2 separate regions of the Homo sapiens genome follow, and region 1 is linked to region 2. The links are chromatin contacts, found by Hi-C or POLR2A ChIA-PET in ENCODE. All regions are on one chromosome and are shown on one strand. Each heading gives the region's core, a stretch centred on a gene start or an enhancer-like site at or near the end of the contact. The rest is flanking DNA. Distances are from core to core; before and after follow the strand shown.

Region 1 (2,700 bases), core at 142-2,641, 45 kb before region 2:
GTTCACGGTTCATTCCAGAGTTTAAAGGTGCTAAAACCAAAGTTTAAAGGTGATAGTAATTGTCCCATGTTGGGTTTTTAGCTGGTTTCTTTTTCTTCTTAAGATCTGTTTTCCACTTAGAAATGAGGTGAAAACTCACAGAAGCAAAGCCTAGCAGCTAAAAGCAGCACGTCTGCTTACCACGTTACACCCTCCGGGCTGATCTGCAGCCCAGATCCCCTTTCCATCCTCTACCTAGCTCCTCAATTCCCATCGGTGAGCAGTTTTCACCTCCTCCTGCCCACGTTTGGAGGTCTGTGGGTGGCGGTTAGGAAGCCAAAGGAGGCTGAAGCTGGGGTATATTGTTTGGGTCGGCCATGGCAACCGCGGCAGGAAAAGGAACAGGACTAGTTTTGTGCTGCTCTGTAAATGGCCAGGATTCAGCAGCTATCTCAGGACTTCTGCTTGGCCCCAGACAATCTGATCTCCTGGTAAGGTTATTAAACTTGGCTCTCCTCTTCCACCCTCCTTTGATCATGTTGTCAGGCAGCGAGTAGGAATGGCCGTAAGGGGTCGGCTGGTGGGGGTTGCAGAGCACAGCAAGATATGCACCAGCAGAAACATAAGAACAGGGGCAGAGGCAAATCAGGGACTGTGTTCTTATCTTTTCTGCACCCCAGATGCAGAGAAGTACATCCCCAAGTCCTTGCCAATACTATTCTTCAAGAGTTGAGCACCTTGCTCCAAAGAGCCTGTCCAGATCGCCAGTTTGACCAGCATGGAGGAGAACAAGGAAGGGCCGGTCCTGGAAGACCCCAGGATTTTTTTAATTGGGAAAGCATTATTTGAGTTTTCTCTGCTGCAAAGCACAAACTGCCTACCACATGTGTTTCATAAAAATGTCACTGAAAAGGAGAGTGAGAATACAGAGTAAGCTTCCATGGCTTAATAATAGTTTATTTTGTGACTTGGAATAGCTTTTCTTTTCATTCAGCGGATCATTTTAGGTGTCATTCAGTTTATTTTAAGTAGTGTGTTTCATCCTGAGCGGATTAAGAATTTTATTTTTTAAAACTCTGTACTGTGTTGCTTCCTACTGGGAAATTTACATTAAAAAAATGTTCGTGAGCAAAATCTATTTGGTCAAAAAGAATGGCCCACGATTATCACTGAATTTGGGATGTTTTTCTTCTAAGGGACACAGTTGATTCTTACTCAGAATCATGCGAGTCTGACATTTCATTTGGGGAAGTCTGAGGAAGTTGGTGAGGTCTTACGTTAATAAAAACAAGTGCTTCTTTTTCTTCTTATCACCTTTCAGTGTCTGCTCTGCTGGCTCATGCAGTGTAGGTTGGCTTACCTCTCCCTGGAAGTCACATTGTCCTTCAGAACTCTTTTTACTATGACCCACAAACAGTTTTCAGACCTCACTCTGATGAGTCAAAGGTAAAGCTGTGAATAAACAGATGGTGAAACAACATTTGCAGTTCTCTGACTTCAGTCCTCCCTGAAACCCACTTGGAATCTAGCTCTGAATTCAGCCGGACATGTTTGTTCTTCCCTTTTCCCATCCTCACCTACTCCTAACCTTCAGTGTTCTCTTTACCTTTTATTTTTATTTTTGTCATTTTAGTAGTAAATGACAGGGACATAGTTACTCAATTTGTAAAACATTGAATGGTGAGGTCAAAGATTCTATGACGAGCTTGAGATTTCTAACAGGTTCAGATGGATGACAGCAACATTTTGCTGGCTTAATTTTGGAGCTGTTTTTGTAGGTTTTGAAATGCAGTTTAATAGTGAGTAATAGAGAAGTTTCTTTCTGCCGTGGAGCTACTGAACCCTTGAAAGTAACATGCTGGCACATACAGATGAACTGTAGCCCCACATTTATTCCTTGCTTAGTGGTAAGCTGTACACTGAACAATAGAAAACAAAAGGCTATTTTTCTTTGGAAGAGCAGATACTGATTTCTGGACAAAGTTTATGTTGTACAAGTTAAACATTTTTTATTCTTTTCTGGTTAGATTTTCTGCCTTTTAAAAAATTAGCTTAGTTGAAAAAGCAGGTATTATTAAATACAGTTTATTTTATTGAATTGGACGGACAATCGTAGAATTTTAAAGCTTAAATGGCTTTAATTGAACCTAATGTTCTAATTTTACAGAGGAAACATTTGAGGCTTAGTGCGGTTAAATGACCACTCCTACAACACACAGCCTGTTTGTTTGATGGCTGAGGCTGAAAACCAGACTCCAGACTCCTAATTTAATGCTTTTCCTTCATTGGTCATGTCTTTTTAGCTTCAGTGAAGATCTTTTTTTTTTTTTTTTTTTTAATTTTTGAGGTTATTTAAAAAATACTTTGCCTTGAAAATTTAACATTTCCACTTAATCATTCTCATACTTCAAGAACAGTTTCTCTGTTAACTTTCTGTTTAACTTCTTAAACCATACACTGTGGAAATTATCTGTCTATATGCTGAACAGTCTTTAATGACTGCATGTGTGCCGTAGCTGTTGAGATGTTTTAATCCACTTTAGCAAAAGGTTTATTTGTTTAAGAAAAGTGCAGTGTTGTATTAAGTCTAAGCTTAGAACAATGAAGCATCATCTCCCAGCTACTGGGAGTGAGAATGGGAGGGGCAGGGAGTGGTTGGTACTATGAGCTGCTCTAAAGAAAATTCATTTCAGCTTCCTCACATGTTAATACAATCATATT
Region 2 (2,700 bases), core at 149-2,648:
GAGGAAAGGAGCCAGGTCCTCGGGGGGTCCCTCCTGGCCCCATTTGCCCATTTGACAGCCAGCCCTTTGGTCAAACAGGACTGTCAGCATCTGCAGTAAATAATTTTTTTGTTTTTTTTTTTTTTGAGATGGAGTCTTGCTCTGTCACCAGGCTGGAGTGCAGTGGCACAGTCTCAGTTCACTGCAACCTCCACCTCCCAGGTTCAAGCGATTCTCCTGCCTCAACCTCCCGAGTAGCTGGGACTACAGATGCGTGCCACCATGCCCAGCTAATTTTTGTATTTTTAGTAGAGCTGGGGTTTCACCATGTTAGCCAGGATGGTCTCGATCTCCTCACCTCAGGTGATCCGCCTGCCTCAGCCTCCCAAAGTGCTGGGATTACAGATGTGAACCACTGCACCCGGCCCGCAGTAAATAATTTATTCCCTTGCAACATTAAAAAAAAATGTGGCACAGTGCTTTATGAATATTATATTCATTTTTATGTATTTAATTTTAATTTATTTATTTATTTATTTATTTGAGACGGGGTTTCTTTCTCTTTGTTGCCCAGGCTGGACTGCAGTGGTGCAATCGTAGCTTGTGCTGGGACCATATGAGACTGGGACTATCCTGGCTGTCATTCATAAAGTCTTCACTGAATTTTTAGGACTTCGCTGACTGGTCTCTCTTTATGAACTTCTGTCACATTTAGGGCCTGCATCATATAAAATGCACTGCTATGTGTTGTTCTGTTAGTGTTTGTCATCACGCCATCAGGGGTACACACAGCTTCAGGGCAGGAATCATCATCACAGACCAGTAGCCGAGACTACAGGCACGCGCCACCATGCCTGGCTAATTTTTCCATTTTTTTGTAGATACGAGGTCTCGCTATGTTGTCCAGACTGGTCTGGAACTCCTGGGCTCCAGCAATCATCCTGCCTTGGCCTCTCAAAGTGCTGGGATTACAGGCATGCACCACTGTGCCTGGCCTGAATATTATATCCAAATAAGTGAGATAGGCTTCTTTTGAAATACTGTCCTTTGTTTTTCTTTAGGGGATCTGACTTTTTCCTTCTCTGTGCTTGCCGTCATTGTGTTACTGGTTACCGGCCAGCCTGTTAACCCTGTGGATCCCCACACTTTGTTTTACGTTGAATAGCATTTATTATTGTTCTTTCTTACTAAACATCCCCTTTCTGAAGCAGAGCTTCAGAAATGATGCTCAGATGTCACTCTTGTTAGCAGCTGGCTTTCTGCCTTCAAGTGATGCATTATTGGGGTTTCATAACAGCATTTTTTTTTCTCTTACAAATATTAAATTATGAAGTGCAGGAAACCACATGAATGTGGTAGAAAGCAAATGCAAACACAGTGTTATCTGGAAGTGCTAGTTTTGTGATTCTCCTGGTGACAGTATCCTTCCTGTAATCAACATAGGAACCCTCTTTACCTGTTTGCTGGTGGTTTTCTATCCTGTATCTTCCTCTCCATTTATGCTGTATGCCATGGCCACTTTGTCATGCTGAATCGGGAGGTTTGATTAAGACAGTTGCTTGGGGACTATCTCTATCAAAGTTCTGCCTCACCACAAATCCTGGCTGTCACTTACAAAGTCTTCCCTGAATCCTCAGGACTTCACTGACTGGTCTCTCTCTCTCTCTCTTTTTTTTTTTTTTTTTTTTTTTTTAAGGCAGAGTCTTGGGTCTGTTGCTAGGCTGGAGTGCAGTGGCAATCTTGGCTCACTGCAACCTTCGCCTCCCAGGTTCAAGCAATTCTCTTGCCTCAGCCTCCTGAGTAGCTGGGATTACAGGCATGCGCCACCGTGCCCAGCTAATTTTTCTATTTTTAGTAGAAATGGGGTTTCACCATGTTGGCCAGGATGGTCTTGATCTCTTGATCTCATGATCCATCTGCCTTGGCCTTCCAAAGTGCTGAGATTACAGGTGTAAGCCACTGCGCCCGGCCCTGAGCAGTCTCTCTTTATGAACTTCTATCACATTTAGGGCCTGCTTCTTACAGAATGTACTGCTGTGCATTACTCTGTGAGTGTTTGCCATCAGCACAATTGCACATGGGTTGCACATGGCTTCAAGGCAGGAATCAAATCACAGACCAGTGTTTCCCAAGGGTGGTCTAATCCCAGTACCTCCTGCTTCCGAATCTCTTGGATATGTTTATTAAAGTTGCAGATTCAGCAACACCAGGCTTATGAATCAGAAGTTCTGGGGATGTAGAACCCAGGAAACTCACCTTAGTTAACTTTTGCACACTGAGGTTTGAGAATAACTATCTGAAAATAATTGTGCATCCTCCTCTTTGCCTCCTCTCCCACAGCAAAGGGTCCAGGTCTGAGCCTATGGTAGGTGTCCAGGAAATATTTGCTTGTTGACCTAAGCAACATCAAGCCATGAGGGTTGCATTCCCTCTTCAGTTGCCAAGCTTTTTCAGGATGTGAGGTCAGCATATTCTCTGAACCTTTAGAAACCCACTTTCTTCCAAATACGTAAAGTGTTCCCCTAGGGCAGAGGCTCTTTTGGAAATCTTTTTTTGTCTCTTTATCTTTTGTAATCACTAACTCTGTTGGTGGTAATGACAGGAGCCCCTGACTAAGATTGGGATAGTGGGGACATCAGCTATGAGGAGCTGGGCTGGAGCAGCAGGCTAGGAGAAAGATCTGAGGATAGGAACCGGACTGTGCTAAACTAGAAGCTTTAT

What was found. Hi-C counts contacts between places; a loop is a spot of excess contacts on that map. ChIA-PET counts read pairs that join two places held with the same protein, here RNA polymerase II (POLR2A). Pooled maps may share reads with other maps.
Region 1: a map of CD8-positive, alpha-beta T cell shows a loop between it and region 2 (2.9-fold over the local background). The contact joins two enhancer-like sites. A Hi-C loop is called at or near these places in 8 of 168 maps with a recorded cell type or tissue (CD4-positive, alpha-beta T cell, CD4-positive, alpha-beta memory T cell, CD8-positive, alpha-beta T cell and 4 more), 10 of 37 single-sample maps with no recorded cell type and 17 of 50 pooled maps. POLR2A ChIA-PET finds 5 or more read pairs at or near these places in 21 of 52 experiments (CD4-positive, alpha-beta T cell, CD4-positive, alpha-beta memory T cell, CD8-positive, alpha-beta memory T cell and 13 more).

What each region holds. Positions count from the first base shown.
Region 1 is chr6:16,698,267-16,700,966 of GRCh38, reverse strand. All of the region lies in intron 2 of ATXN1 (ataxin 1), which reads left to right. Among named protein-coding and RNA genes, the nearest start is that of ATXN1-AS1, 62 kb to the left of the region's middle. Within about 2 kb of position 1,391, at least 15 of the 41 ENCODE cell types and tissues checked have a DNase peak (open chromatin) inside an H3K27ac peak, as active enhancers do; they include CD4-positive, alpha-beta T cell and CD8-positive, alpha-beta T cell, where a contact is called at or near this core.
Region 2 is chr6:16,653,514-16,656,213 of GRCh38, reverse strand. The region is part of intron 3 of ATXN1 (ataxin 1); the gene reads left to right. Among named protein-coding and RNA genes, the nearest start is that of ATXN1-AS1, 110 kb to the left of the region's middle. RefSeq lists an enhancer at 1,128-1,217. Within about 2 kb of position 1,398, at least 2 of the 41 ENCODE cell types and tissues checked have a DNase peak (open chromatin) inside an H3K27ac peak, as active enhancers do; they include CD4-positive, alpha-beta T cell and CD8-positive, alpha-beta T cell, where a contact is called at or near this core.